2 separate regions of the Homo sapiens genome follow, and region 2 is linked to region 1. A link is a loop called in an ENCODE intact Hi-C map of the cell type or tissue named here. Cell type or tissue: heart left ventricle. All regions are shown on one strand. Each heading gives the region's core, and the rest is flanking DNA. Links, peaks and the distances in the headings are about the cores only.

Evidence for each region. Peaks named below come from ENCODE experiments on the same cell type or tissue, not always from the same donor. Only the 100,000 strongest peaks of a DNase experiment are listed, where the experiment ranks them.
Region 2: a loop joins it to region 1, with 2.9 times the contacts of the local background. A loop is called at or near these places in 11 of 110 quality-filtered maps.

The regions. Positions count from the first base shown.
Region 1 is chr2:12,408,306-12,424,905 of GRCh38, forward strand. The region is part of intron 4 of MIR3681HG (MIR3681 host gene); the gene reads left to right. It also overlaps the pseudogene RNU6-843P. Among named protein-coding and RNA genes, the nearest start is that of MIR3681, 220 kb to the left of the region's middle. RefSeq lists an enhancer at 4,561-4,610. In heart left ventricle, for the core only: a CTCF peak has its summit at 8,463 (motif pointing right); a DNase peak (open chromatin) is centred at 8,476.
Region 2 is chr2:11,854,765-11,871,364 of GRCh38, forward strand. LOC105373430 (a long non-coding RNA gene) reads left to right here. Exons shown (of 5, transcript XR_922803.3): 5 at 11,086-11,520. Among named protein-coding and RNA genes, the nearest start is that of MIR4262, 26 kb to the left of the region's middle. RefSeq lists enhancers at 6,053-6,152, 8,719-8,768, 16,091-16,160 and a silencer at 9,039-9,088. In heart left ventricle, for the core only: a CTCF peak has its summit at 9,033 (motif pointing right); DNase peaks (open chromatin) are centred at 9,077 and 9,477; H3K27ac peaks cover 1,053 bases.

The DNA.
Region 1 (16,600 bases), core at 4,329-12,328:
CCTTCTCAGTGAGAACTATCTCAGTGAACAAAGATATATTTGTGAAATATAAACAACGGTGCTATCACTAATTTCAAGTCTTCTGCATATATTATTTGGTAAATTATAAAGTAGAAGTTATTGTCCCTATATTTAAGATAAAAATATTTTTAAAGCTATGCAACTATTTTAAGAGAAGATGAATTGATATCATGGAACTTGAATTCAGAACCAGGCTTGTCTCACTGGACCCATCCTAACTCTGTGTCCCTTAGAGCATCTTATAGTCCATTAACTGATCTCAAAGGCCAAAGGCTCAGGGTGGAGGCTCAAGTTTTACTCCACAGACAATATAGACCTATTTCTTTGATCATAACGTTATGAGTAACAGAGCAATAATGAAATATTAAAGGAAACTTAAGGAGATCAGGGCATAACCTAAAACTTGTGAGATCAGTGTCTAAAAACTGCCCTAGAAACACATCAGTAGTATTCTGTAGGATTGTATATGGGTGGGAGATGCATTATATAAATTACATAAATCATGAAATATAACTTAAAATTAATTATTTACCAATTTAAATACCACTCTTAGTAAGCAATAGAAAAATTAAAATCAAAGATAAACTATAAGAATCATCTCATGGAGAAACTCACAAATGAATACTCTGGAAAGTCATCACAGATGGCCATAAAGAATTCTACCCCTCCTTGGACATACATCTTACTGTTCTTATCAAGGGTGGAGTCAGTTTCCTCTTTTCTCGAGTCTTGACTGGCTGATGACTTGTTGTAACTAATATAAAAATGGCAGAAATGACCATGTGGTCTTCCAGGCTTAGCCTTTTAGAGTTATGGAAGATGGTTCTTTTGCCTTCTTGACAACCAGCTGTCTTGCAAAGAAAATCCAAGCCATCCTGCAGAAGAGAGGTTACGTGAAGAAAGCTGTGAGGATGAGAAACCATAAGGGGAGAGGGTTCACATGGACAATAGAGATGCCCTAGCTGACAGTTAGCCCCAAAGCCCCAGACAGCTGAGAGAAACCAGCCACCAAATGAATGCAAAACCACTTGAATGGCCATAGCAGATGCCACTGTGTGCTATGTTGTAAATGTTTGTGTTTCCCTCAAAATTCATATATTAAAACCTAATCCCTAACATGATCGTATAAAGATGTGAGGTCTTTGGAAGGTGATTAGGCCAAATGAGATTCATGCTGTTATAAAATAAGTCTCTGAGCTGTCTTGCCCCTTTCACCATGTGAGGACACAGTATGAAGGCGCCATCTGTGAAGCAGAGGGGGAGCCCTCACTAGACACCAAATCTACTGGTACTATGATCTTGGACTTCCCAGCCTCTAGTGTTCTAAGAAATAAATTTCTGGTATTATAAGTTACCCAGTTTAAAATGTTTTGTTATAGCAGCCTGAAAAGATCAAGACACTGTATGGAACACAAGAGCCACATAATCAATCTACACCATGATCAGAAAAAGTAAATTATTGCTGTTTTAAACTATGGAGTTTTGGGGTAGTTTGTTATATAGAAAAAGTGACTAAAGTTAAACCTGCAATCAAGGTGTCACTGTTGTGCTGTGAGGTGGGATAAGCTAGCATGCGTGTGTACGTGTCTGGCTGATGGGAGGCAGATGTCTGCAGACTTTCCCTGATGCCGTTCTATAGAGTCTCCTGGTACCGTTGATGAATACATAACTGATCTGTTCCACAAATGGCTACAATTTGTTTATGATGTGTCTTGAGAATGTTCTGATTAGCCTTGTCTCTGATGTTTGCAAAAGTTGTAAATGAAAGCTAACTGTAGTTCACTCCATAGGGTTTCTGATTAAAGTTATACAGGAATCAGCTCCCTCAAAGTCCATCACATGTTTAGATCCCATTGAATTCTATGCTTATCCCCTAGATCAAAATTACTGCATAGACACTTGGAGGAAATGCTTCACTCATTCCTTAACAAAACTGATGTGAGGCAATCAAGCCACTGAAGGGAACACAGAGCAGGTCATGCAAGAGGATTCAATTCTATATGAAATATTGGGCTGAGGAATAAATGAAATTTCAAACCCAGACTCAATGGTCTACCCTTAGTGTCACCTTCTATGTGGAGAGGAGAGTACCAAGAAAACATGTAGAATTAGCTTCCCTACTTCAGACTTCTCAAGTAAACCAGTTGCGTGTATTATTAATAATTTTCTTTTATATTTTTTTAATTTCTTCTAAAAAAATGGAATACATGTGCAGAATGTGCAGGTTTGTTACATAGGTATACGTGTGCCATGGTGGTTTGCTGGACCTATTGACCCAGGCTCTAAGTTCCTTCTCCTCACCTCCAACCCCCAACAGGCCCTGGTATGTGTTGTTCCCCTCTCTGTGTCCATGTATTCTCATTGTTCAACTCCCAATTATGAGTGAGAACATGCAGTGTTTGGTTTTCTATTCCTGTATTAGTTTGCTGAGGATGATGGCTTCCAGCTTCATCTGTGTCCCTGCAAAGTACATGATCTCATTCCTTTCTATGGCTGCATAGATTTCCACGGTGTATATGTACCACATTTTCTTTATCCAGTCTATCATTGACCGGCATTTGGGTTGAGTCCATGTCTTTGCTATTGTAAATAGTGCTGCAATAAACATATGTGTGCATGTATCTTTAGAGTAGAATGATTTATATTTCTTTGGGTATATACGCAGTAATAGGACTGCTAGGTCAAATGGTATTTCTGATTCTAGATCCTTGAGGAATCGCCACACTGTCTTCCGGAATGATTGAACTAATTTACATTCCCACCAACAGCGTGTGAAAGTGTTCCTATTTCTCCACAGCCTCACTAGCGTCTATTGTTTCCTGACTTTTTAATAATCGCCATTCTGACTGGCATGAGATGGTGTCACATTGTGGTTTTGATTTGCATTTCTCTGATGATCAATGATGTTGAGCTTTTTCTCATGTTTGTTGGGCACGTAAATGTCTTCTTTTGAGAAGTGTTTGTTCATATCCTTTGCCCACTTTTTGTTGGGGTTGTTTGCTTTTTCCTGTAAAATTGTTTGTCTTGTAAATTCTGGATATTGGACCTTTGTCAGATGGGTAGATTGCAAAAAACATATGGAGTACTTCACGAATTTGTGTGTCATCCTTGCACAGGGGCCAAGCTAATCTCTGTATCATTCCAATTTTAGTGTATGTGCTGCCAAAGTGAGCACTTATTAATAATTTTCTATTGCTGTGTAACAAATTTCCATAAACTTAGTGCCTTGAAACAATGTAAGTTTGTTATCTCCTAGTTTCCATGTGTCCAAAGCCAGTAAAGCTTAGCTAGGCCTATGATCAGGATCTCCTAAAGCTGGAATCAAGTGACTATCTGAGCTGCATTTCTTCTAGAGCTTAGAGTCTTTTTGTCCAAGTTCATATAGTTGGAAGAATTCAGTTCCTTGTGGCTGTAGGACTGAGGTTCTTGCTTCTTGGTGGCTGTCAGACAGGGCTGTTGTCAACAAGTACAGGCCACCCAGAGTTCCCAGACACCTGACCCTCTTGCAGGCCTTCTCATAACGTAGTAACTCATGTACTCAAGGCCAGGAAGAGAATCTCTCATTTCAGCTTGCTATGATGGAGTCTTATGTGACATATCATGATCATGGGAGTGGCTATCCTCAATTTGTCATATTTTATTGGTTAGAAGTAATCACAGTTTCCACCTGCACTCAGGAACCAGAAATTATGAAAGGGCATGACTTATTGGAGGTCATCTCAGAATTCTACCTACCATAATGTGTTAGGAGAGGTTGCTCCCACATTATTTTCAGATAAATACTGCAATCACAACACCAGAAGTGTGCAAAATAGCTCTCACATTCTTCTTTTTTTTTTTTTTTTGAGACTTGATCTCACCCTATTGCCCAGTCTGAGTGCAGTGGAATGATCATAGTTCACTGCAGCTTTGACCTCAGGGGTTCAAGTGATCCTTCCACCTTAGCCTCCTGAGTAGCTGGGACTACAGGCACATGCCACCATGCCCTGATAATTTTTTTTTAATGTAGAGACAGAGTCTTTTTATGTTACCCAGGCTGGTATTGAGCTCCTGTAGTCAAGTGATCCTCCCACCTCAGCCTCCCAAAATGCTTGGATTATAGGCATGAGCCACCCGCACCTGGCCTCAGGTCATTCTTGACCCCTTTATGAGAAGGCATACTCAAGGCCATTGTTGAACTAAAGGATGAAGACTAAGTTCAGTGGTAGAAAGGTGTGAGGAAGCACAAAGATTCTGCTGTAAAAATGCAAATTCAAAGGACCAGGGGCATTGGAATGAAAATTGCTACATGAAAATCTGAAGGACTTGAGTGCAGCTGAAAGAAATGTGTCTTCCTCCTTAATTGTTTTAAATATTGAGGCATCCATTGAAAAGTTTTCAGTAATTTTTTTTTCTGGGTCTTCTTAAATTAGGAAAAGTAGCTGTATGAAGATGGATCTCAATAGTGAAAGAGTATGCATTGTGATGGCTCCTGTCAACAAGAATTTTCCAGTGAAGATTGTATTTACTTGTGCAGAGGCACATTTTAACTGGGCACCCACATTATGCTAGGCAATTTCATGTAAAGAATCATATTTAATCCTCACTGTGAGATGATGCTATTTTCACTTTCAGTTACAGAAAACAAGGCCCAGAGAAACAAACAATGTCCTCCATCTGGATTGTGCCTGCTGTAGGAACAGGAAGTAGGCTCTGCTCATGTCTGGGTATCCACTGCTTTCAGATCACAGACAATCAGTCACTGCTCCTCACACAGCTGCTAAGTGGTGTGATCAGGACTGAAACCCCAGTGCCTCTGACTTCAAAGCCTATGCTGCTCCACTGCACCACAGCATCCATTTCATCAAAGTCAGGAATTCCCCTGTTTTATCTTGAATCTCTATCAGCTGGCCCTGGGTGGTCGTTGTTCATGTTACTCATCATCTGTGTTATCAGTAGGAATGCTTCCGGTATTACAGAAAGGGGACCATGCGTCAGAAAATGGTTACAAAGTGGCAAAAACTGACCTGACTGGGGATGTAGTCAAAGGGCAGGAACGGAGGGTGGGACAGGTCAAGGAGGTGACCAGAAAGGCACTCACCAGGGGAGCAAAATATAAAGAGGCACCAAAACACTCAGCGGTCCTGATAAATAATATTTTAGTGCAATATTTTAAAAATCAGAATTTTTGTAAAAATATCCAATGGTGAAGAAAATATCAACATTGTAAGTAAAGATGGGATCGCACCCTGCCCTTGCCAAACTCACTCACTCACTTCATCGTCGTTACCTTACAGCCCTGAGAGGAGGCAGAAGCCATAAAGAATGAGACCAGAGGAAAAAACCTCTCCTACTCCCATTTCTCCAGGTTTCTAGGAACAGGAATGAGGGAGAAGCAAGGGAATTCTTATCTGCAGAGGTCAGATTTCAGAGAAGTGACCATGATCTCTAGGAAAAGCATAGAAGCTTACCCATGGAAAGATCAGGAATCAGGAGACCTGTGTTCTGGTCTGGGCACCAGCACTAACTCACTGTGTGATTTGGGGCTAGCCCTTTTCTTTGGGCCTCAATGTACTCATTTTTAAAATGGGAGCTTTGAATTGAGTGCTTTCTGGGGTCCTTTCCAACTCAGACATTCTACAAGGCTATGGACTAGCAGATTCCAGGGAGAATACTCTGTCCTTTACTCTATGTGGAAGTGCAGAATTCCAGAGAAAACTTCAGTGGGTCAAATATGGACATCTTCTGTCTATTAGCTTTCCTTGCCTCTTTTCTCTTTCGTTTAGTGGTCAGTGGGCCACAAGAAGAGGCTAGTGGTCAGTTTCCACTGGTCCCTAGAAGTCAGGTCCCATGGAAGTTTGAAGTACTTAGCTTCTTGTAACTCTAGAACATCAGAGCTGACAGTACAACATTGGCCAGCTACGTCATAAGTCAGTTTGTACTAAAGATAATAACTACTGCAATTAGCTGGGTATGGTGGCACATACCTCTAGTCTTAGCTACTTGAGAGGCTGAGGTGAGAGGATTACCCGATCCTGGGAGGTCAAGGCTGCAGGGAGCCATGATCTTGCCACTGCACTACAGCCGGGGTGATAGAGTGAGACCCTGTGTCAAAAAAATCAATCAAACAGACACACAAAGATAATAGCTGCTGTGTATGGATATGTAATTATGTAATAATAGCTGAGAGGCTGTATATAATAATGGTCTACTCCTGCACACAGCTGCTGGTATAGTGTTCTGTTTCTGCCTCTTCCCAGATGCATTGGTCAGGGGGCCGCCAAGATGCAGAGCCCACAGACTATTTCAATCATCAGAGAGAATTTAATAGGAATTATTGTTAAAGAGGTATAAAGTTGTTAATTAGGTAACTGAAAGTGTAAGAAGAAATCTCAAAGGTATCACAGAGGTAGCAACTGCAGGACACATGACAGCCCCTACGACTGAGGGAACAAAATGAGTGTGAGTTGGTTAAATCTTTGAACCTTAGTAGAGGGCCCCTTGGAACAAAAACAGAGACCTCTGAGAAGACGGCTGGCCGGCTGGTGTTGCTTTGGGGGCATACGATTGAGCTTGTCCTGCAAGTGGTGAAAAAAACTGTAAAGTGGGTTCAGCTACTGCAGCTGGAAAAAATTGCTCCTGGCAGGGAGAACAAGCATTAATGGGGGAATAGCACATGCATGGAAAGTGAGGCAAGCAACAAACAGAAAGGGCCACGTCCCTCCAGCCTTGTAGAGCATAATGGGAATCCAGTTGGCAAGGCAAAAATGTGCTTTTCTGAACCTCGTCCCCAGCTCCACAAAGCAGCGTACAGAAGGGTGGGTTTAGAGCTGAGAGTCCATAACTTAATAACTGGCACACTAGCTACTTGACCTTAAGCAAATCACCTGACCTTTCTGTGCATGCATTTACTCATCTGTGAAAAACGAATACTAATGAACTCTTCTGAATAGGGTTGTTATCAAGGTTAAATTAGTTAATATACAGAAGTGCTTAGAACAGTTTCTTCAGTGCCCAATAAGCTAGTAGGCACTTATGTTAAAATAAGTGCCCAATAACATTTACCTGTGTGTTAATTTTAATGTGTCAACTTGACTGGGCTAAGAACTGCCCAGATAGCTGGGCAGGTAAAACATTACTGCTGGGTGTGTCTGTGAGGGTATTTCCAGAAGAGGTCAGCATTTGAATCAGTAGACTGAGTGAAGAAGACCCACTCTCACCAGTGTAGGTTGGTACCAGCTAACGTGTTGAGGACCTTAACAAAACAAAAAGGCAGAAGAAAGGTCAGTTCACTGTGTGTGAGTTGGGACAGTCATCTCTTCCCATCCTCAGACTTTGGCACTTCTGGTTCTCGGCCTTCTTATCTGAACTAAATTACATCACCATCTTTCTTGGTTCTCCAGCTTGCAGATGGCAGATGGTGGGACTTCTTGGCCTTCATAATTGTGTGAACCAATTCCCATTATAAATATGACATGTCTGTGTGTATACATACATATATATAGACACATATATATAATGAATGTGTGTATTCATACGTATATACACATACACACACACATATATGTGTGTGTATGTGTGTGTGTATATATGTGTGTGTGTGTATGTATATGTATATATACACACATACATATGTGCCTTCTATTGGTTCTGTTTCTCTGGATAACCCTGAATTATGCAATCTGGTATTATTATACAAAGGAAAGAGGAAAGAGCAAATATGTCTGCCTTGCCCAAGGCATTAGATTCACATTTTCCTTACATTTTGTGGCTTAATTTCCAGAGTACTTCTCAGAAGTGAATGTCAACTTCCTGATGTTTATACTCAAGGAGAATGAGGTTTGGAGATCTGAGTAGTTTACTGAAGGCACTCACATTGAAAGATTTTATGAAGCTGAAATTCAAATCTAGATGTGCCCCATCCAAAGACCACCCTCTTTATACAGCAACATGCTGCTTCCCCTGGATCAAGAAACACAAGGTAATTATCATCTTATTGTACCACTCACTCATGAAGAGTTAAGCTAGACTTTACTGTCCTTAAGCCTCAGATAATTCACCTGTAAAATTAGAATAAAACACTTGTTTGGAACACTTGATCCAACGTTATAAAAATAGCATGATCGATCTCAATGGCAAGTCCAGCAAGATAAAATAGTAAGGGGAGAACACAAAGTCCTCTACGGTAAGGTCTGCTCTAACACAACATATGTGTTTCTATAAATTACAGCACTGCGGGAAAGTATGCCAGAAAAAACACAAGACTTATGGAAAAAATGGGGTTACAACACTAAAAAACTTGATCAATGACACACAATCACAAAGAAAGTCATCTAATAAAAACAGTAGTGGAGTTGTGCGCGTGTTAAATGGTTAAGATATACTTAGATACCAGAATAAACATGGCATTTTCCTTGCAGAAGACCTGGAGTTTGCTTGTGGAAGTGGGTGCCAGCAGGGGGCAGCTTGGGAGTCCCTGTGAAGTGGAGACTGGGGTTGATCAGAAATCAGAGAGAAAGTTCTAAAACCAGATGTGAATGGGTGTGGCTCATAACACACCCAGTGATCTGCGGTAGCCGGTAGAGGCATGGAGGTGTGTGTGTGTTTTGCATATTCCTAGGAACCCCGGGGTCAGCCGTATGCAGTTTCTAGCAGATGAAATAATTCATTGCAAAGATATATTTACATTGTGCTCAAACTGTTTCCTAATATACTGATTACACCGAAAGAAGTGCAGAGTTTCAAAACAAATGTTACAGCAAAACTGACTGTTTTTGGGTCCAAAAACTTAGCCAGAAAAATACACAATGAAAGAGACATGAGTTAACAGCCATGTGGGTTAGGACGTCCTCTGTGTTGGCAATTGGCAGAGTGTGGAACCAGTGTACTGGGTTAATGAAAACCGAGATTGCACTGAGAACATATATCGTATGACAACAGCAGCAATAATAATAATAAAGAAATTTACAGACAGGGATCTGGGTGAAGATTATGCTAATTAATTAAACACACAGTTAGAGAGAATCTCTTCTGTCCTAGGCAGAGCCGGCACCTTCTCCGGAGGAGAGCCTGATCTGCCGACATGACTGACCATAGAAAACATTGGCTGTATCTTAGGGATTATGGATGCCATTACCTCCACTGTGAGGAAGGTGCTATGGGGATTAGCTATGACAATTCTCCTGGACACTTCCTAGAGCAGGTCAGGGGCTGGACTGAGACCAGGGTTTAAGGCAGTTAGATCCTGACCGAAAGTATTTTCCACTGGACAATGCTGCTACTTCCCTATGTCTTCTGATGGGAGAATCTGTATCTTCATTGCTCTGGTAACTCAGTAAGTCGTCAATGCTAAGTTCTCTTTAAGTGACTAACTAGGCCAGACTCACTTGGGCAGAGTGACATTAATTAGTCACAGCATGGTCGGTGTATAGATACTTTGGACTAGAACCAACATCTGTCGAAATAATGATGTTAAAACTAAGCGTTTGTTCTGCAGAGGTTCTGCCCTCCCTCCTGCCCCTCCCCCATAGATGCATTCCCTCCATCTTTGTACGTGCAGGGCCTCATTCTTCATATCACAATGTCGGGTAATTGTTGTAGGTTCAACTGCCTGTCTCCCTCCCTAACCGAGAGTTCCCAGGGAGCAGAGACTGGGCTTTATTCATTTCAGCACCACAGGGATCTAGCGTGGGGTTTACACATAAAAGATGCTTATGATGTCAGCTCCATGAGAACAGAGACCATGTGCTCATGTCAGCCCTTGGTGTCTAAGCCAGTGTCTGGCATCAAGCAGACGTGCAGCAAATATTTGTTGGCTGAAAGCATGATCCTTAATGAAAGGTCATTTCCATTACATCAGTTAATTAAATAAAAATATATCTGTTCAAAATTATGTGGTCAATGAAAAAAAAGTCCAAGGGCTCTTTAATGATGTGGGAAAATGTTCAGAGTATAATGCTGAGTTAAAAACAAAAAACAAAACAGGCCAAACATTGTGTGGCTCACTGCTGTGATCCCAGCACTTTGGGAGGCTGAGGTGGGCAGATCACCTGAGATCAGGAGTTTGAGGCCACCCTGGCCAACATGGTGAAGCCCCGTCTCTAACTAACTAAAAATACAAAAAAAAAAAAAAAAAATTGCCAGGCATGGTGGTGTGCACCTGTAGTCCCAGCTACCTAGGAGGCTGAGACAGGAGAATCACTTGAACCTGGGAGGCGGAGGTTGCAGCGATCCGAGATTGCACCATTACACTCCAGCCTGGGCAACAACAGGGAACCTCCATCTCAAACAAACAAACAACAATAGCAACAACAAAAATAACAGGCTGAAAATATGTAGATTCAGAATGATACTCATCATGTTAAAGAAATGCCCTCTGGTTTACATGGTTGTCTCTGGGTTCTGAGATTTGGGGTGACATTTACTCTCATCATTGTACCTTTAGGTCACTTTACAGATTATTTAAAATAAGCCTGCATTACTTTAAAAATGGGGAAGAAAATGTTTTAAGAGCAAATAATTTCATCAGGTGCTTTAGTTGGTATGTTTGTTCAGTGTAATTTAAGGGATAGGATGACTTCTGGGAAGGGAACATTTCACAAAATTGTTTTCTTTGCCTTCAGAAGGCCAAATTTTCTATCAGTTTGATGATTCTGGTAATTCGCACATTAACTGGTGGCCTCCTTAGCGGGTGGTGCCCTGAGGAAGAGCATCTTTATTTCTGGGTTTCTATCACAGAGGCAAGAAGGAATCCAGGAACAGAAGGGCCTTCCAGCCTTGTTTTATATTGCTTTATTTATTTTAATTGTGTGACTTTGCTCTAAACTGTGCTGGGGGGTGGTATAAAATTAAAATACACTCACATTGACTAAATCATTGACTGGCAATAATTTCCAGAGATTTGTTTGTTTCTGTTTTTTTTTTAAACTCTGAATTCTATGTTCTATGGAAAGCATTAGTTTCATACCTTTATTTTCATTTCATTATAATGTATGCCATTTTAAAATAGAAAAGAAAAAGAAAACCATCTCTATGAATATAAATCCTATTCCTAATAATAGATATAATCACTCAACATAATAGACCAGAGGTCAGCATAATACTCACCACAGGCCAAATCTGGCCCATAGCCTGCCTTTATATGACCTATTAGCTAAGGCTAGACTATTAGCCAAGACTGTTTTTTCATGGTTTTAAATGACTGAAAACAAATTTTTTAAAAAATAAGGTTTCATGACGTGGGAATTACATGAAATTCAAATTTCAGTGTTGATAAATAAAGTTTTATTGGAACACAGCCATGCCCATTTGTTTGCATATTGTCATACAGCTGGCTTTTGCTCTGCAACAGCAGAGTGGAGTAGTTTCTGTAGACACCAAATGGTTTGCAAGCCTGGAATATGTACTTCCTGGCCCTTTGTAGAAACAATTTGCGAACTCCTGTAATAGGCCTAGGTCAGTATTACAAGGAAAGTTGGAATAACTTCAACCTATATAAAGGCGAAGCTAGATCAGACTGAGAAACAGTCAGAATTCTGAACTAGAAGAAATTGGGAAGGCATACCACTGAGTCCCATTGTGACATGGTTCAGGCCTTCATCCTCTCATCTGGAATGACCCCAGCAGCCTGGGAACCTGTTCCAGCCTCTCATCTTGACACATGTACTGTATGCCTACAGTCCAATCCACCGCTTCCTGCCACCCTCACACAACTGTGGCAAGGTTATCTTTGTAAAGGGAAACTGTGGTTGTGTTACTTTCCTGCTTACAGTCTCCAGGGCCAATGGATAGTTTATGGTAGTGGTCCTAGCTCTGTGCTTTGAGGAGTTCTGGATTCCTTGGAGGAATGTGTAAGGTACAGAGATGGTGTGGGAGGGTTCGTTGAGTAAGCAGGTTGTGGATCTTTCTCTCTGTGCCCCCATTTCAACCAGAAAAGCTCTATTTCTGCTTTATTTGTGTATTATATTTAATTTGAAGAATGGATTCTGTTGTTTAACAAAATAGCTGGAAAGCCACTAGTGGGTCAAGTTGAAGCCTCTTGTCCTGTTCCTGTGTGATCTAGTGTGATAGACACAGTGCTAACCAAACTTTGTTGTTCCCTGTCATTTCCGAGTCTCCCTTGCAGGGAATGGCGTTATTGCCAACGAACGTTGAGTAGAAGTGACTCCCATCACTTCTGGGCTGAGAGAGCTGAGAACCAGTATACTGCCTCCATTTCTCCTTTACCTTGGTAACCTTGCAGGCTACTTGTCAGGATGTTGTATCTAAGAGTTGGCAGATCATGCAACAGCCCGGGTCCCTGAATGGCCATGTAGAACATGATCTCTACCCTGACCTATTTTAGACAGTACAATTAAATAAACAAGCAGACTTTTGTAGTAGAAAATCCCTGGAATTTGGGGTTTATTTATTACTAAAGAATAGCTTTGCATCTGGCCCTTGTTTATCTGTCATTTATTACTTGGTTGGCTGATGTGTTAGGTGGTTGGTTGCTTAATTAATTTAACAACAACAACACACATATATGAAGAGTCTAGTATGTATTATGCTAAGTAGTGAGAATATAAATATCTATCAGCTGTAGCTGCCAACCTCAAGGAGTTTATAGCTGAGTGACTTTCTTTCCATTGCTCACTACGTAAGCACTATCCTGCACAGACCCTGCATCTCCATCATTCTAAACTGTGTATCCCTGAACTCACCCAAACAATTCATTCATCCGTCCCTTTGCCTAAACTGTTTCTACTGTCTATGGACTGAGAAATCTCAGAATCTGAATAACTAATAGCACAACGTGGCTAAAACACACTCTAATAGTTCCTGTTGGTAACAGACCTGTTAAATCATTATGAAAGAAAGAAAACACAGAGCCCAGCAGAGTCAACTTAGCCTAAATCAATTCAATCAGTGTGTCACATGACCCAAGGAAGAGTGAAAACTGCCATCACTCATTCTGATGCCTTCATTTTATGGTGCAAAACATCCAGATGCTAAGAAACACATCTGGAGCTTTTCTGTTTGCGATGATGGGAATGTTCTACATCTGCTCTGTCAAACCTGCCAGCAACTAGCCACATGTGACTATCGAACAATTAAAATGAGGCTAATGTGACTGAGAAACTAAATTTCTAACTTTTAATTCACTTTTAATTCGTTTCCATTTAAACAGCCACGTGTGACTAGTTGCTACCTTATTGACCAATGTAGCTCTACTAGATATTTAGATCTGTTTCTTTATTTCTTTATTTATTTTTATTTTTTGAGATGGAGTTTTGCCATTGTCGCCCAGGCTGGAGTGCAATGGTGCCATCTCGGCTTACCGCAATCTCCGCCTCCCGGGTTCAAGCGATTCTCCTGCCTCAGCCTCCCGAGTAGCTGGGATTGCAGGCATGTGCTACCACGCCCAGCTAACTTTGTATTTTTAGTAGAGACAAGGTTTCTCCATGTTGGTCAGGCTGGTCTCGAACTCCCGACCTCAGGTGATCCACCCGCCTCGGCCTCCCAAAGTGCTAGGATTACAGGTGTGAGACACCGCGCCTGGCTGATCTGTTTATTTAATTCTTTTTGTTACCATAGCCTAAATATAATAAGTTTAAAAGATACAACCATAAGCACATTTTCAAATAACACAAAAGAGGTTATCACCAGCTAAATTCTAAAACTGAATTTTCTCTACCAATACTTTTCCTTTCAACTTCTTTTGGTGCTTCACTCAATTAAAACAGCTCTGGGTTATAACCCAGGACCCTAGACCAAAATTCAAGGTGGACAGACTCAAGTGGTCCCCTCTGTCTCTAAGACCTCTGGTATCAGGGTGTTTCTCAAAACAACAGAGCAATAAATTCAGTAGTAATATTGGAAGTATTCAAATAAGCATTTTCAAAATATTTGTGCATCCTTTTAATAAAAGAAAATATATTTTTTTTATTATACTTTAAGTTTTAGGTTACATGTGCACAACGTGCAGGTTAGTTATATATGTATACATGTGCCATGTTGGTGTGCTGCACCCATTAACTCGTCATTTAACATTAGGTATATCTCCTAACGCTATCCCTCCCCACTCCCCCCACCCCACAACAGGCCCCGGTGTGTGATGTTCCCCTTCCTGTGTCCATATGTTCTCATTGTTCAATTCCCGCCTATGAGTGAGAACATGCGGTATTTGGTTTTTTGTCCTTGCAATAGTTTGCTGAGAATGATGGTTTCCAGCTTCATCCACGTCCCTACAAAGGACATGAACTCATCATTTTTTTACGGCTGCGTAGTATTCCATGCTGCATATGTGCCACATTTTCTTAATCGAGTCTATCATTGTTGGACAATAAAAGAAAATATTAAAAGCTCAATATATGGCAGGCACTATTATTCTAGGTATTTGGGATACATCAGTGAACAAATCAGAAAAAGATCCCTGACTTTCTGGAAACTACCTTTTAGTAGTCCACACAATACATATAATAAATAGGTGAATTGCATGGTATATTAGAAATAGTATTTAGAAAGAAATAGCGCAGGATAAGAAAGGGATAAACAGTGATATTTTAGCAAAGACTGACTGAAAAGATGAAAGAGTCATCAGTGAATCTGAGGGAGAAGGATTCTAGCCATAACTTCTATTTCTCTGAAAAGCGTCATACTTCAAGGCCTCACAGAAGGGCAGGCATTGGCCTGGCCAGTGTCCTGGGTGTGTCTGAACCATAGATCAGAGCATGTGTACTTGGAGGGTGTGGGCAGGAGGCAGGTGCATTAGTGAACTGAGCAGGAGGTGATCTTGGAAGTCTGGGTCCTTCTGGGCTGATGGCACTTTTATATTAAATAACTTCACCCTTTCCCCATGCGTCTCTTAGCAAAGAAGCATGGGATGTAAAGAAATGATACAGATAGGAGACAGGGAACTACTGGGTAGAAGACCGTGGTTCCCCGGCAAAGGCCCCACCCTCAAGACTAAAGACCCGCAGCCCTAAATGAGGACAGGCATTCCTGTTTTCACACCCAAAAGCTGCCTTTTGGCCAGCCATGCCTCCTATCCTGCACCCATATAAACCCCAAACCCCAGACTCCAGAAGCAGACCAGCAGGCCAACAGACCCGCAGATGAACAGTGGAATGACGGAAAGACGCAGCAGAGAAAGAGAGGAGGAACATCTGAAATGCCAAGAGGAGTTTGGCTGGGGGCAGTTAGAGAGGAATCCAGCCACTGGGTGGCTGACTCCAGGGGAAGATCACCTTCCCACTCCATCCCCACCTTCCAGCTCCCCATCCATCTTGCAGGAAAGCCACCTCCACCACTTAATAAAACCTCACATTCATCCTTCAAACCCTTGTGTGACCCAATTTTTCCAGGATGCTGGACAAGAGCTTGGGATACAGAAAGCTGTCACGCTGGCTTTCTGCCTTTGCATAAAAGCAGAGTCCATTGAGCTAGTTAACACTCAAGCCATCTGTGGACAACAAGGCTAAAAGAGCTTTGTAACACTGGGGTTGCGGCACCCATCCCTAGACACTACTCTGGAGCTGGAGCCCAAAGTGCTCGCCCCAGCCTCTGCATCTGCCCATCTGTGTGCTCCCCCTCCTGCAAGGAGCTTGAGCAGCAGGGTGACCAAACAGGTGAGCCACACCCCTGTTGCGTGTCCTGCCAGGGGGATTGGGGAACTCTTCGATTTCAGAAAAATACATACACCATCTTCTTGGTTACCAGGACTTCAGGCTTCTAGATGGCTTCTCACCTTCAAGGACATGGGGAGCTTTCTAGATATCACTTCCCTTATATTATAGATCACGAAATGATTTCACTGAATGATTTCTAAATGCACCTTCTACCTCTAATAACCTCTAACTCTTAGAAAGGTTGAAAACACACCCAGTGTGTTAGTTTGCTAGGGCTTCCATAACAAAATACCACAAATTGGGTGGATGAAACAACAGAAATTTATTTTCTCACAGTTCTGGAAGCCAGAGGTCCAAGATCAAGGTGTTAGCAGAGTTTGTTCCCTTGGGGGGCCGTGAGGGAGAATCTGTTCCAGGCCTCTCCCTTAGCCTCTGGGGGTTTTCTGGGAATCTTGGTCATTTTTTGGCTTACAGACTCATCACCCCAGTCCCTGTCTTTATCTTCACATGGTGTTCTCCCTGTGTGCATTCTGGGTCCAAGTTTTCCTTTTCTTGTAAGGACACCAGTCATATTAGATTACGGGTCCAGCCTGTGCCAGGATGACTTCATCTTTACTAACTAATTACATATGCAATCACCCTATTTCCAAATAACTTCACATTCTGAGGTCCTAGAGCTTGGGACTTCAACATATGACTTTTAGGGGGACACAATTTGACCCATAACAAAAAGATAAGACCAATAAATGGAAAGTCTGCTCCAGAGTACACCTGTCCCTCTTCTTTATAATGCAGGAAGAGTTTGCCCCAAAACATGTTACTCTACACCATTGGGTGGTCATCCCAGGAATGCCTTATTTAACGGCTTCAGAAATCATGTTGACATGAAAGACACTAATATTATAATGATTTTTAAAGTGAAAAAGAAAAAAAAATTTGGATCTTTTTTCTTCTAGAAATGGATGTCTATTTTCAAAATATTGCATTGGCAG
Region 2 (16,600 bases), core at 5,328-13,327, 550 kb before region 1:
GGGTGAGTGCTTAGACTCACTGCTCCCAGAATGCCTGTGCATTTGCCCCGATGATGCAGGGTGAGTGCTTAGACTCACTGCTCCCAGAATGCCTGTGCATTTGCCCCGATGATGCAGGGTGAGTGCTTAGACTCACTGCTCCCAGACTACCTGTGCATTCGCCCGGATGATGCAGGGTGAGTGCTTAGACCCACTGCTCCCAGACTATGTGTGCATTCGCCCCGATGATGCAGGGTGAGTGCTTAGACTCAGTGCTCCCAGACTACCTGTGCATTTGCCGCGATGAAGCAGGGTGAGTGCTTAGACCCAGTGCTCCCAGACTGCCTGTGCATTTGCATAGATGATGCAGGGTGAGCGCTTAGACCCAGTGCTCCCAGACTGCCTGTGCATTTGCACAGATGATGCAGGGTGAGCACTTAGACCCACTGCTCCTATTCCTTTTGCCTTGCTAGGCCTCTGCTGAGCTGTAGCTCATTCATCCATCACCCTGCACCATGGCGACAGGAGACCAAGTCTGTCATCTTGGCATTTCCCTTGTAGTTGGAAGGACAGGCAGTACAACGTCAGCAAGAGAAGGCTCTGAAAAAAGCCAGCAGTGGAGGAGAGGCAGCTACTGCAGGGCCCTGGCTGGGGAGGTGGGTGCTTTAGATAGGTGGTTAAGGGTGGCCTGTGTCTAAGCTAAGTAGTGAGCGTGAGCACAATTCATCCATTGGGTGAGCTGAGAAATGGGCTTCCCAGGCAGGGGAAGAGCAAGCACAGAGCCCTGGGAGCTAGAAAGGGCCGACTGTGTCCCCGGCGGGGAAGGATGGGCCAGCGTGACAGCTGCGGAGGAGAGGGGGTGTGACCCATGGCAAAGAAGAAGAAGGCAGGTGGCAGCTTCCTCAGAGTCTGCTCAGCCATGGTGATAAGCTCGAGTGGATTTTATTTTAAGAGTGTGGGGAAGTAACTGAGGTGTTTTAAGGAGGGGGGATGTGGGAAGAATAAACAGCAGAGGGACAATTAAGAAATATTTTGAGGCCAGGCAAGGTGGCTCACGCCTGTAATCCCAGCACTTTAAGAGGCCGAGGCGGGAGGATTGCTTGAGGCCAGGAGTTCGAAACCAGCCTGGGTGAGGTAGAGAGACCTTGTCTCTACACAAACAAATTAAAAAAAAAATTAGCCAGACGTGGTGGTGCATGCTACTCAGGAGGCTGAGGTGAGAGGATCGCTTGAGCCCAGGAGGTTGAGGCTGCCATGAGCTGTGATCATGCCACCACTGCACTCCAGCCTGGGCAACAGAGCAAGAACCCATCTCAAAAAGAAATGCTGTAGAGGTAGAACCATGGGGATTTTTTAATTGTTTCAATATGAGGCTTAAAGGAAAGGGAGAAATCAGGGATGCCTCCTGCATTCTTGGGTTGAACTAGCGAAATAGCGGTGGCAGGACAACTAAGACAAGAGCCCATTGAAGTTCGCTGTAAACATGTTAAATCTGCAATACCTGCTAGGCAGTTGGGGAGATGAGGCCATTAGACTTGAAATCCAGGAAGTCGTTAGAATCTTGATAAGAACAGTTTCAGCAGAATGCAAGTGAGGAAGTAGAAGCAGTGAATGTGGATGACATTTTGAGGAATTCTGCCATGAAGAAGAATACACGGAAGGGGAGGAGGTGAAGGGGATTTTTTTAAAAGCAATTTAAAAGTTTACTGGAATGTCTCATACATATCAAAGAGGATCCAGTGTGAAACCCATGGTAAGATTTCTTAACATTTTTTCCATTGTCATGTATTTCCACTTTTTATTTGGAAAGGTTGAAAGTTATAGAAAAGTTGAAAGAATCATACAGTTAAGGCCCATGGACTCTTTATCCAGATTTTTTCTCTAGCTCTCTCTCTGAAGACAGGAGCAATGGGAACTTGTGTGTTGCTGGAGGTAATGACCCAGGAGAAAGGGAGAGCTTGAGGAAGGAGGGAAGAGAGGAGATTCGAGGGGAGCAGAGTGCTTGAGAAGGCAACAGGTGGCATTCTTCAGTATAAAGGAGGGCCCCACCTTGGATAGGAGCAGGACGCTGCCGTTGTAACAGGAGGGAAGACGTGGGAAGGTGAATGTGTTTCTGGTAGCGTCCCCCATGAGAATTGAGGGGTTAAGGGACTTATGTGGGGGAGAAGAAAAGAATTAAACAGCTGTGTTAGAGAGGGGAAATGATATTACAGGACTGCTGGGCAGGGTTGAGTGCCCATCTGAGATTTGTGGTAGTGGGATTAGAGTGAACCAATAAGTTTTGTTGTGTGGACTTTCTTCAGCAATATTCAGTGACCTGGATAGGCAGGGACAGGGTGATTGGTTGTATTTAACCAGGACTGGGGCTTATCCAGGGGACAGTTCGATGGAGGGACAGCAATGGGGTGGCTGTGGTGAGGGACCAGAGAAGCACACCTGGGTCCAAAGGGGCAGAAACACGGGGCAGGGGGGTGGGACCACCTCTGGGAACATAGGGAGCTCAGAGGTTTGGCCTCACTGAAGCATGACACCCCATTCCATGGGGAATACCAGGGCCAGGGATTTAGAGGAAGCAAGGATATGGTGGACAGTTAGGGGCCATTTGAAGTTGAGAGGTCAGAAGTGGTGCAGTCCTTGTCACGTATAGAGTCCAGGATGTACCCTTGGGCATGGATTACCAAGGTTGATGGGACAAAGGTGGTTCACAGTGAGCAGGACAGACACCAGCACAGAGGGCACTGAGTGGGTCATCCTTAGGGACTTCGATGTCATCATGTGTAGTGGCAGGAGCAGAGTTGGGCAGGAACACAGTGGGCCACAGTATTCAAGGAGCAGGGTGAATGATAGGTGGTCGGAAGGTGGCTGTGAGAGAATGGAGGTTGGGAGGAAGCGGGTTTGGGGCTTGAATCACTCTAGGGCATGTGCACCAGAAGGGGTGAGAATCAGGGCTGGCCTGGGAGGTTGGGACTTCTAGGACTGAAGTGTGATGTTATTATCCCTCCTGGCCTCTGCAAGGAACAGGGACAATCACTTTGGACTACTGCGCTGCATGTCTCGCTTCCAGGTACTTGTGAGCAGTAACTGCGGTGATGAGGTGCACGTGTGCTGGAGTCAGAATGTGCTGGCTTCTCTATCACTTTCTAGACGTGTGGACCTGGGCATGGCATTTTACCCCAGTGGCTGCATTTCCTCTTCTGTAAAGTGGCACTCATGACGTTGTTTCATTAAATGAGATGTCTTAGTCCATTTTGCATTGCTGTAAAGGAATACCTGAGGCTGGGTAATTTATAAAGAAAAGAGGTTTATTTGGCTCATGGCTCTGCAGGCCATACAGGGGGCACAGCACCAGCATCTGCTTCTGGGGAGGCCTCAAGAAGCTTAAGATTATGGCAGAAGGTGAAGGGGGAGCAGGCATGTCACATGGCAAACAAGGGAGCAAGAGAGCCAGGAGGGAGCCACGTACTTTTTAACGACCAGATCTCATATGAACTCAGAGCGAGAACTCACTCATCACCAAGGGGATGGCCCAAGCCGTGCATGAGGGAATCCACCCCCATGATCCAATCACTTCCCATAGGCCCCACCTCCAACACTGAGAATTCCACCTCAACATGAGATTTGGAGGGGACGAACATTCAAACCATGTCATGAGGTAAGATGGAAAGCACTTTGCTCTCTGCCTCGAGCATATATGGGATCACTAGATATTAAATATTATGATTATTATACGAATAATATTTTTGGAACATTAAGTCACTCTGTTTTCATCCTTGGTAATCCTTTGATCCAAGCCATCCTGTTGTTCCTATGATGAAGCCCTCCATGGCTACCTCAGGCCTGGGGTCTCCACAGTGTAGATAGACTGTGCCTGCCTCAGTAAAGCAGAGGCTTGGAGCCTGGGGAGGCAGGAGAATATGCTTTAGAGCAGCGCTCCCCAATATTTTTGGTACCAGGCACTGGTTTCGTGGAAGACAATTTTTCCATGGACCAGGGGTTGAGGGTATGGTTTCAGGATGAAACTGTTCCACCTCAGATCATCAGGGATTAGATTTTCATAAGGAGTATGCAACCTAGATCCTTTGCATGCACAGTTCACACTAGAGTTTGTGCTCCTATGAGAATCTAATGCTGCTGCTGATCTGACAAGAGGTGGAGTTCAGGCAGTAATGCTCCCTTGCCTGCTACTCACCTCCTGCTGTGCGGCCTGGTTCCTAACAGGCTGCAGACTGTTACCAGTCTGTGGCTCAGGGGCTGGGGACCTCTGCTTAGAGGAAGTTCCTTCCAGAGGGGATGAGGAAGCTGAAAGTCTGCCCCTTCATGTCCAGAAGCACATGAGAAAGAGAAGAGAGGGAAGTGGAGCAGGATGGTGGTTGGCCTATCTTTCCTGACCATGCCCTTTGGGCCAAGGCTGTGGAGTGGGAGGTGCATTGTTTGTGTTGAGATAAAAGATGATACAGAGAAGCTTTGCTGTGCTCCTGGTGGGAACCCTGGAGAAGTCTATAGTCGAGGGTGACCATGCACCAACAAGGGGGGAGAGTGCAGCAGCCACTGAGGGAGGGGCTGTAGGATAAGGTGGAGTTCATGGTCCCGGGTGCACCAATTCACACACTTCACTGGAACACACCTCGCTGCAGAGAAAGCGTGTGACCCAGAGCAGGCACTTATTTCTTGGCGAGCTAGTTGTTATGTACGGGCTGAACTGTGTCCCTGCAAAATCCACGGGTAGAAGCCTTAACCCTCAGCCTCACAGAATGTGAGTGCATTTGGGGATAAGGCCTTAAAAAAAGGTGATTAAACTAAAAGAAGGACTTTAGGGTGGGTCTTAATCCCATCTGACCCATGACTTGGAAGAGGAAGAAATTGGGACACACAGGGCGACCAGGATGTGAGCAAGAGGGGTGGCCACGTGGGGACATGGAGAAGGTGGCTGTCTGAGCCATTGGCACACCAAGGAGAGAGGCTGTATTAGTCTGTTTTTATGCTGCTGATAAAGATATACCCAAGACTGGGAAGAAATTGGTTTAGGCTGGGTGTGGTGGATCCCAGTAATTGTGCCTGTAATCCCAGCACTTTGGGAGGCCAAGGAAGGTGGATCACTTGAGGTCAGCAGTTCAAGACCAGCCTGGAGGACATGGTGAAACACCATCTCTGCTAAAAATACAACAACAGCAAAAAAATTAGCCATGCATGGTGGTGCATGCCTATAATCCCAGCTACTCAACAGGCTGATGCAGGAGAATCTCTTGAACCTGGGAGGTGGAAGCTGCAGTGAGCCAAGATCACACCACTGCACTCCAGCCTGGGCGACAGAGACTCCATCTCAAAAAAAAAAAAAAAAGTGTTTAATGAACTTACAGTTCCACTTGGCTGGGGTGGCTTCAGAATCATGGCGGAAGGCAAGGAGGAGCAAGTCACATCTTACATGGATGGCAGCAGGCAGAGAGAGCTTGTGCAGCAAAACTCCCATTTTTAAACCTATCAGATCTCATGAGACTTATTCACTATCATGAGAACAGCATGGGAAAGACCTGCCCCTATGGAACTGGGTTCCTTCCATGACACGTGAGAATTGTGGGAGTTACAATTCAAGATGAGATCTGGGTGGGGACACAGCCCAACCATATCAGAGGCCTTGGAAGGAACCAACCCTGCCAACACCTTGATGTTGGATGTGAACTGTGAGGACGTAAATAAATCTCTGTTGTTTTAGGCCACCTAGCTTGTGATATTTGTTACAGGAGCCCTAGCAAACTAGCACACTAGGCTAGACAATGCTGCCGGGGACTGACATCTGCTCATGTGCACTTATGCCTTTGACTGTGGGCTGAAATGAGCCAGTGCCCCAGGTCTGCTGGCCAACATTGGTTCACAAGCCACCTCCTCCAGGAAGCCTTCCTTTATCCATCCAGGAAGAATATGGGGTCTCTTTCTCTGACTCTTGAACCCTTGTGCAGATTTCCATGAGGGCATCTTGCATCTGCCACTGCTTTTATAAATGGCTCTGACTCAGGTACTATTCAGCAGCTCCTCAAAGGGGACCAGAAGCATGTCTCTCCCATGGGTGTACTCTCTGAGTGCTGCACAGAGCCACCTGCACTTCTTGGCCCTTTTGCCTGCTGTACTACAGCTTCCCCATGGGGCTTATTGTCTTCCTGAGTTGCTTAGGATTTACTTCCTGGTTTTACCTGTCTTCTCCCACTGGCATGTGAGCCATGTGTGGCTGAGACATTTGGTCCATTTTGTCCCTGCTGCAGCTCCAGTGCCTAGGACAGGGCCTGGGACCTGGTAGTCACTCTATGCATTTTTGTTAATGAATAAATAAATGGGAAATAAAGGTGCAAATATCTCTGCTGCTGATGGGGATTCTGCTCTCCCAGAGGGAAGGTCTTGCTGTTTGGATGTGCCAGTTATTCTCTCTATAAGATCCACACTCAGCATTTTTCCTTGCCTCTATGTTCCCCAAATAAGGTGATTTTTGGCTTTTGCAATGAGTGTTTCTGAACGCTTCATGGTAATACTGTTCTGGAAGGCTGAGCAAGGGTTTGCTAGCCTGAAACTTAGTTTCACAGCCAGCAAGATACGATCTTCTGGCTTTTCTGCCTTTGCCAAGCTCTACTTAAATCTGGTGGCATGTCTAGTTGCAAGCTTAGTTAGTATTATGTTCCCCAGTTAAGGAGTGGGCTGTGTTGGTTCTCCCATGCTGTGCCAAGGATGGGATGGGCAGAGCCCCGCTGGAGGCAGGCCTTGCATCAACTCTCCACCGGTCCACACCTGGCCCACAGTGGGCTTGCAGCACACGTGCCTGTTGAATGAATAACAATGGGTTCCAGTTCTGCTGTCCTTTCTGCTGTTTCTCTCTCAGTAGATAGAAGTTTCTCTCAAACCCTTTTCAGAGTTGATATCATTCCCACATGGGATGAGGAGTCGAGAAGGGGTAATTTAGAGAAAAATAACCCAAGGAAGTGAGTAGTCTCTCCTACCTGGTCTCTAGCCCCCTCAGTGTGCAGGGAGAGGCTGTGGAGTGGGCAGGGCACTGGCCTCGATGCCCTCGGAGTGAGCCCTGCTGCCCCACAGACAAGCTGAGTACCCTTGGGCACATTACTTCACCTCTCTGAGCTTCTTTCCTAATCTGTCAGGAAAGGATAACATCTACCCTGAAGCCGAGCTGTGCAGCTACAGTGGCAGAGGCATAGTAGATGCTCAGTAAATGTTGGTGTCCTTCTTCTTCCTGGAGGGATCATTCCAATCCAGAACTTAGGGGCTCGGGACAAGGCTGAAAATCTTGGATGAGTGGATTGACTACTGGTTTTTGGCTATTTTCATGCTCTCATCTAAAAATCATTCATTTAATCAATAGTCACGGTGCATGTCTCTCAGGCAGTCTGGAAGTCATCTTTTCTAGGTAAATACCAAGACAGGTCAGAGCCTGAGAACAAGAAATGAGTGTTCAATGCTGGCCTAAAAGTGTCTGGGGAGATTTGCTGGATGTTGAAACTTTCAGCTCTCAAAGCTTCTGACATGCTGCTGTTTTTTGAAGGTAATTTTTCTCGATGACTAGTTGTGCATTTCCCTCCATTAGTTAGGGGCCTCCCTTTTCCCTCCCACATTGAGAAGGGCAGTCAGTCACATCTGTGGAAAGGTGCCAGGTCAGGCCAAGGGGCTGAGAGCTGCCTGGGTCCAAAGCTAGAATTGCAGCGGCTGGTGATGGCCAGGTTCCCTTTCCAGCTGGCTCAATTCCTTTTCTTTTTCTTAGAGGATTTTAAGAAACTGTGTTCATTTGTTCATTTATTCATTCAATGAACTCTTACTACTTACATCAACAGCATGCACACATGAAGACAATGCTTTAAGTGTTATTGTCAACTCCAAACATATTCCCCGGGTAGTCAGAGAAGGGAACACTAAATGGTGATGGGGTAGGGAAAGGTTTCAAAGAGTGGGGTGATGTTGGATATAGGCCTTGACGGTTGAACGGGAGTTTGCCCGAGGGCGATGTTCATCCCAGTCAGAGAGAATGGAGGAATAATGGATAATGGAGGAATTAATTGCAAGGATTCAAAGATGTTACCTATCTCAGCGTTTAGAGATGTTGATGTTTACTGTGTAACAGTTGATGACTGGTGAAGTTTTTGCCTGTGTGTAGGAGTGTTGGTGTGTAGGTATGTTTCTGTGTTTGGGGGAAGGATGTGTGTGTGTGTGTGTGTGTGTGTGTGTGTGTCGGGGGGTGGGATTAGGACGGGATGGATGGACATGTTGGTAGAATTCAGCATGAAAAGGCTTGATGTACCTGAATATCACTAGACCTTTGAGAAGATAAGGGTCCTCCACTGAGACATGAAACAACTGGGTGGCTGGCGAAAAGCTGTCACAATAGCAAAGGGTTCTTCAGAACTTCAGTGGTAGCCTGTCACCTGTCACCTTGCACCGGTTTGAGACTCTTTGAAATCTGGTGCCTGCCTATGCAGCTCCATCGTCTTTCTTCCTTCTGTGGCCCCTCCAGGACAGCTAAATGCTAGGTTGAGGTCAACAAGGAGTAAAACCTACCCTAGGCTTTGAAGTAGTTTGTAATCTTGTCAGATGAAACAGGAGGCGGGGAGGATGTCATGCACTGGGCGTTTCCGGAGAGCCATCTGCAATCGCAGCCACCACTCTCGGTTTGCATTGACTTTTTCCTATTTTGTTGGGTTCAGACAGGCATAGTACAAAAACACAAGTTACTTCTCAAGCCATATTCAGCCATTCACTCAGCCAGCATTTATGTTCCAGGAACTATTCCAGCCTCTGTGAATGAGTTCAGAACAAGGAATGGTTATTCAATGGCAACAAATTCGTCCATTCTTACCCTTGGTGAAATTAATCACCTCCCTGAACCTCAGTTTCCCATCTGTAAGATGGGCATAGCAACTCTTTCCTAACCAGAAGGTACCTGTGGAAGCCTCTGGCTCAGCAGGTGAGAAGTGTGTTTGTGTTCCTCTCCCCGACGCCCTCCCTCAGTACTTGCTTCCCAAGACATTGCTTTCCTTTGTTGGGTCAGAGGTGGGGTGTCGTTCCCCTTGCCACCAGCAGATGGTGCCCAACAATCCCCTGCAGGGAACCGAGGCTGCCCGCCTCCCCCAGTCTCCCCACCATCCAGCTCCCTTCCGCCCCTTCTCTGGGACACGTCAGTCATTCCAGGTCCCAGGCAGAAAGTTACACAAAACACTTTGTGTCTGTCAGCAGATTCCTGGAAGGTCACGCTGAATGATGAATGCTCCTGGGTAGGATTGGAGGGCTCTTTTTTCTTTCTTTTTTTTTTTTTTTTCCTTTTCTTTCTTTCTTTTTTTTTGTCTCCCATGAATTGCATCACTGGGCAGCCTCTTGGCTGTATTCAGCCGACTCCTGCGGTTTTTAGACCTTTCCCAATTGTTCGGTGTCTGCTTCCTCTCCAGGACCCTTCTGGCCAAGGCAGGATATTCAGGGTTGGCTGTGGCCAGGGAGCTGGCCATTGTCTAGCACATTCCATACACACACCCTGCCCAGCCCATCCTCCACTCCCAGAGCCTGGACAGACTGTGGTCCTTGGGACAGAGACCTGGTGCATTGCTGTGACCCCAGGTGACAATCTCGCTGCCCTGATTTCCAAATAAGGGGAGCCTGGCCTGGCAGAGAAATGAGCCTAATTTCCAAAGTTGAATTTCCGCCAGGATCAGAGCCTTTATATATCCTGGTCTTCGGTGTCCCCCTTCTTCCTGACCACATATAGACTGCTTATGATATTTTTTAACTTTGCCAGCTCTTTACCCAAATTGAGTAGCCATTTTGCTTTTGTAGATATCCTGAGTTGGCTCCAATTTAACATCCTGACCCATCATCCTGGTGTTAGGTATTAGGACCATGGTCCTGATATTTTGCTTGAGGAAAATGAGCCATACCACTCAGAGGTGTGGCATATGTGGCATGTGAAAGCACCTTTCTCCTCCATCAGTGGCCTTACTGATGCAGGGCAGTGGGAGTGAGTGTATGTACACAGAGCAATACAAATGAACCCTGCTCTCAAAGTCTGCGCAAAGGGGAGTGAGAAGACAGAGCAGGTGTAGTCCCTGGAGTGAGCCCTGCTGCAGAATAGATGGAAGGGGTGGGTCCAGGAACCCCGAAATGGAAGCAGCAGTGGCTCTGCTCCCCATCACCCCGAGCAATCACGTGGGGATTTGTGTCTGTCTCTGCAATTTTAGGCTCTGAGGATCTAAAGCTCTTGGTGCCCGGAGGGGAAATAATTATTAATACCATCAGGGAATACAGTAAAGAGCCCACTAAACGTAAAGCTGCAGTTGCTGCCCGGTCATTTTGGGTTCATGTGCCAATAGATCACTGGGCAAGGAAAGGAGTTACTACCTCGGTAGGAGTAATGAACCCAGCCAGGTATGGTAGCTCATGCCTGCAATCCTAGCACTTTGGGAGGCCGAGGCAGGTGGATCACCTGAGGTCAGGAGTTTGAGACCAGCCTGGCCAACATAGTGAAACCTCGTCTCTACTAAAAAGTTAGCTGGGCGTGGTGGTGGGTACCTGTATTCCCAGCTACTCGGGAGGCTGAGGCAGGAGAATTGCTTGAACCTGGGAGATGGAGGTTGCAGTGAGCCAAGATTGCGCCATTGCATTCCAGCCTGGGTGACAGAGTAAGACTCTGTCTCAAAAAGAAAGAAAGAAACAAACAAAAAAGAGTAATGAACCGTGCTCATCACGAGGAAACAGTGAGCTGCTGCTTTCATAATGCTTCACAGTGGGGGCAGGAGGAAATGTGTTGGGCATCAGGTGATCCCTTGGGCACCCCCGGCACTCCCACACTCAATTCTAAGAGGAAATGGAAAGGTTCCGCAGCTATGGCCTAATAAGAACAAGAAACCCGGGGGCTAGACCCTCCCTGCACCCCGCTGCCCCAGGTGAAGATCTGGGTACCATCTCCCTCAGGAAAATCCACATAGCTCAGCAGACCTCCCAGCTGCTGGGGAGGGAAATGTTGTATCGCTGGTGGAAAAGGGAAATGGTGAGTTTCGGAGACAAACTTGGGACCCACTCAGCAGTGGAGGCGGCAGTTCATCCTAACATCCTTGCTCTTTTATGTTTCTCCAGAAATTGTGATCAACCAGAATCCAGAACACGCTGTGCTTAATGGAGTGAACTGCCTGTGAAGCGCAGGTGTGAGGGGCGGATGATAAGTGACAGTGCCGGTGCCCCCAGCGCCCTTTTACCTGATGGCTCACCCGGCCTACAGCTGCGCCCTTCCCTTTGAATCGTCTTGGGTAACGGGTGCTGCTTTGGAAATGCCTGGAAGGTCATGTCCTTTGTCTGGGGATGGCTTCCAGCTGTGGTTGACTGATAGCAGGGGGCACAGAAGGCCAGACACAACTTGCCTCAGGTGGGCCGACTCTGAGGGTTTGTTCGGCCTCCACGTGGACTTCAGCTGAGCCTGCATCTTTGCTTGGCTTTTCCCACTGGCCTATTCTGCTTCCCTCTCCTTAAGGGTTCTCCCAGGAGAACTCCCTTAATAAATCACTTGCACAAGGATCCCTGTCTTAGCCTTTGCTTCTAGAAAACCTGACCTAAGATAAATAGGTCGTGGGAACACGAGAGAAAGAGATACTTATTTTATCTGAGGGGTCAGAAGAGTCTTCCCAGGGCAAGTCTTGAAGCTCTGTGTAGGAGTCTGACTGTGCAAAAGGGTGTCCCAAGCAGAGGCGATGGCATAAGTAAGGTACAATCGTCGTGCCTCCTGCCTGAGAATAGCCAGCTGTTTCGTTTGGCTGGAGTGCTGAGCAAATAGGGTGGAGTGGGCTGTGAGTGGCAGGAGAAGCAGATGGGCATGACTATGTGAACATCCAGAGGAGGAGACTGGGCTTTAAGCTTAGATCTCAAATACTTCTGCATTCAATTCTTCTCTGGCTCTGTGGCAATTGACTCAGACCCCAGAGACCACCACTAAGGAAATAAGTTCCTATTAAGTTGGAATAGGAAAAACACCCTATGTCATATTCCAAGTCAATGGCAGAAGTAGGATATGTCTTAGTCCATTTGGGCTGCTGTAACAAAGTACCATAGACAGGGTGGTTTCAACAAAAGTGCACTTCTCACAGTTCTAGAGGATGAAAGTCTGAGATCAAAGCGCCAGCACAGTTGGGTTCTGATGAGGGCCCTCTTCTGGGTTGTGGACTGCTGACTTCTCATTGTTACTCACGTGGAGAAAAGAGAGTGAATTAGTTCTCTGGCCACTTATAATGGCATGATATGCTTTGGCTGTGTCTCCACCCAAATCTTATCTTGAATTGTAGCTTTCGTAATTCCCACGTGTTGTGGGAGGGACCTGGTGGGAGATACCTGAATCGAATCGTTGGGGGAGTTTCCCCAATACTGTTCTTGTAGTGAATGAGTCTTATGAGATCTGATGGTTTTATAATGGGTTTCCCCTTTCACTTAGCTCTCATTCTCTCTTAACTGCTGCCATGTAAGACACGCTTTTCACCTTCTGCTATGATTGTGAGGCCTCCCAAGCCACGTGGAGCTGTGAGTACATTAAACCTCTTTTTCTTTATAAATTACCCTGTCTGGGGTATGACTTTACCAGCAGCATGAAAATGGGCTAATACCGTGCACTAATCCCTTTCATGAAGTTTCCACCCTCATGACCTAATTACATCCCAAAGGCTCCACTTCTAAATACTATCACATTGGGGATTATATTTTAACATATCAATTTTGAATTAATACAACACTTAGTCCATAACAGGACATAAAACTCAAGCCCCCAAATTCTAGCCCAGGGATTTATCCTTTATTCATTGTTCATAATAAAATTCTAAAAATACTAATATCATATTTTTAACCTACTCCTAAGCTGTGGAGATGGAGATATTTTGATTCCTCTCTTCTTAAGATTTTTAAATGCTTCTTTCTTCCCAATAATTACTGACAAGAGTAATTCAGATTCATGTCATATTTATTTAGCCTTACTGTGTGTCAGCTGCCTTCATGTACATTAACTCATTTGATTCTTCCAACTTCCCAGTGAAGCAAGCAGTCTTATTCCCACATTATAGATAACAGAATGGAGTCACAGGTTAAATAATGTACCCAAAGGAGAAACCCAGGATTTTTCCACTTTACTACTAGAGTACATTTTTCCTTATATAATTTAGTTCTTGTTGCATAACAAACTGCCCCCAAAATGTTGTGAATTAAAACAACAACAATGTATTTATTTTATAATTTGTGTGTTGCCAGTTTGGGGTTGGGGTCAGCTGGGTGGTTTTCTGCTCATCTAGCTGTGATCATTCTTGTGTCTGTGTTCAGCTGCTGGTTGGCTAGGCAGCTCTGTTAGTCAGCTTAGGGCTGGGGCAGTGAGGGAACTCGGCCATATATCTGTCATCGTCCAGCAGATCAGCCCAGGCTCTTTCACACAGGGGTTGGTAGGAGGATTCCAAAAGCAGCAAGTTAAGACAAGCTCCCACAGGTAAGTGCCATCAAACCTTTGTTTGCATTACAACTGCTCACAATCCACTGGCCAAAACAAGTCAAGAGGCCAAGCTCAGTGTGGTGTGCCACTGCCCAAGTGCCCAAGGGCATGGATATGGGGAAGTAAATAATATGTGGCAAAATTTTCAGTCTACCACATTGTTTTCAAAAAGTGTTTTCTTAATTGTAAAAGTATGTTTGTGTGTATTCATGTATATAAATGTTAGTTTTGAAAATTTGGAAAATACAGAAAAATATAAAGAAGGAAAACAAATTACCCGTAACACACCAGAGACAATCACTGTTAGTGGCTTATTTCCTTATCTGTTTTATGAGCATTTTAGTGAGTGTATGACTGTGTGTATATATGTTTCAGTAATATTTTCTTTTAAAACAGTGGTATTAGAGTCTGTCTTTTTGATTGACTATATTTTGAACATTTCCACATGTCATTCAAATAATTCTTGAAAATATGGTACTTTTTAATACTCTATCATTTCTCCCCACCATATTTTATTTAACCCTACCCTGCCTTTTTACTTATATTTTTGCCATTTAGGTTGGTTTCATTTTTCTTTCTTTCTCTTTCTTTCTTTTTCTTTCTTTCTTTCGATTATAACAAATAACATTATAGTGAATATTCCGGAATAAAAATTTTTCTCCACATTTCTGATGATTTTCCTAGGACAGATTCCCAGAAGTCAATTACAGGATCAAAGGAGATAACATTAGTAGGGCTTTTGATATGTATTGCTAAATTGCTTTCCTGGAATTTACTCTCCCACAGCACCGAGGGAAAGGGCCTACATTATGGTACTCTCAAGGGCACTAAGTATTATCTTAAAAAAATAAAGATCAATTAGGTAAAAAGCAGTACCTTTATTTAATTTGTGTTTCTGGTTGCCAGTAAGGATAAACATTTTAGAAATACTTCTTGACCGTTTATCCTTCTGCAAATGTTCTCTTCCTCAGACAAAGGACATATATTTTAAGTTGATTTGTATGATGACCCTGTGTTGAAGTCATTGACATGTTATCCTATACATTAGAAATGTTTTCCCCTTTAGGTTGTCATTGGCCTTATAATTTTGTTTGGGGATTTTTTTCGACACATAGGAATTTAGCATTTTCTATTGTCAAATGTATTTTTTAATTTTTTGTTTTGTAACATTCATTACTTTTATGCTTACAATTTCATTCTTGACCCATCTCTTAAATAATGTAAAACATAATGGCTCTGCCACTGAGAACAAGGTTTGGAAAGGCTGTCTTTGAAACCAGAGTTGACAGGTGGAGCTGATTCTCTATTGTGATGTTTTCTCCCAGCTGGGCCTGGGTAAATGCCTTCAGGATCCTGTTTACTGGGCACGAGGCTGATCAGCATGGGCCTGTGGAGCCTTGGAGTTTAGCTCTAAGCGCATCAAGGAAACTGCGCCACTTTCGTACCCATGGCTTTTCTTCTTAGTGGACCTTTCCTCCTGTCATCCAGACCCTGAGGTGGGTGGAGACTCTTCTTTCTGTATTTTACAATCTGATTTGAGTCGTCACCAGGAACCCCAAAGGCCCATGACCCATAGTGGTCTGTGTCTTTCCAAGTTGTGAATTAGAATCCCAGTGGCTATGAGGCTGTCGGGTGACAAGGAGCTACTTTGTAGTGAGTGATCAAGGCTATCTTCGTGTGGCACCTGCTTTGTAGTGACTCCTGTAACACTACTTGCAAAGTAGTAAAACTTTATTTTTCGATGAAGCTTGCTCCTGAAAGAGAACCAAAATCTTGCACCAATGATGAAAACAACTGGTGCCTGAGGTTCGCTTTTGCGTTGATGGAGACCTGAGTTTGATTTCTTAGCTGAAGCTAAGAGGGAATATGATTACAGTGGAAAAGGCAAGGATTCAGAGCTGCTTGGAACTGGGTTCAAATTGCTTCTCTGCTACTTGCTGTGTGGCTTTTGACAAGTCATTGAATCTCCCTGAGTTTCTACTTCCTAATCATTAGGAGAGACCCCAGTCCTGCTGTCCCTTTCCTGGAAAACTGGTATGTCTGGAATGAGGCAACGCAGGCCAAGTTGTTGACACACACGAGGCTCTGAGTGAATGGCAGATAGCATTTTTATCTAGAAAAAGAAAAGCAACCTAAGTAAGAAAGTGATGGAATTAGGGATTGTGGCAATTTGTGAAAATTTCAGGAATAATGTTTTGGAATGTCAGGGATCTGTTACTGAGATTTTCCAGAAACATGAAGTGATGGGTTAGCAATGAGGGAAAAACACAAGCACCGCACACCTTGCAGAAGCATTGATTTTGATATTAAAACTCACAGTAACACACAATGGAGTAGGCTGCAGATCCACATGAACTATAGGGTAAAACAAGGCTTTGTGAAATTGCTCACCAGTGGAAGGTCTCTTTGGCACTTAAATTGCCGGGTGCTCTGAATTCTCCTTTTACTGTTAGGGCTGCTTTTGGGGAGATGTTTGAGAAGCTGTGGATAATGTGAGGTGCTTCCCCAAAGGGGAGAGGGAACCTGCTGGGCAGCCACACTGACATTGCTCAGAAGGGGATGGTTTCCTCCTGAGGTGGGATTTCCCCTCTCCAGCTCGGCTGTGGCACAGCGTCTCTACAAACTCCTGGTAGTTCTCATGGGTGCTGTTCTCAGAGTATTTCTTGTTCTTCCAGGCACTCGGTAAAATTGCAACTTCCTACTCCCTTGAAATTAGGTACATGTGACCTGTCATGGACTGTAGCGTGTGGACAGAAGCCTCAAAAACTAGTGTTTGATGGGCCATTTTGCTTTCTGTAATCTCAGCCATTGCAGAGACAAGGATTAGAGCCTCCCTCAGCCTGGGTCCCTGAAGAAGGAGGCTCTGTCGGTTATGATGACGTGTAGCACAAGTGAGCAATAAACCTTTCTTGTCTGAAGTCTTGGGCATTTGGGATTGTTTCTCATTATATCAGCAAAACCCACCTTATTCTGACTGATAGACTTGAGAGCAGTTACCAAAAAATCAATGGCTTTATTTTGTCCACCTGGCCTACACAGTAGTGATTCACAGCTGACACTCAGATCGGCTTTACATTTCTTTTTTTTTGAGATGGAATTTTGCTCTTGCTGACCGGACTGGAGTACAATGGCACAATC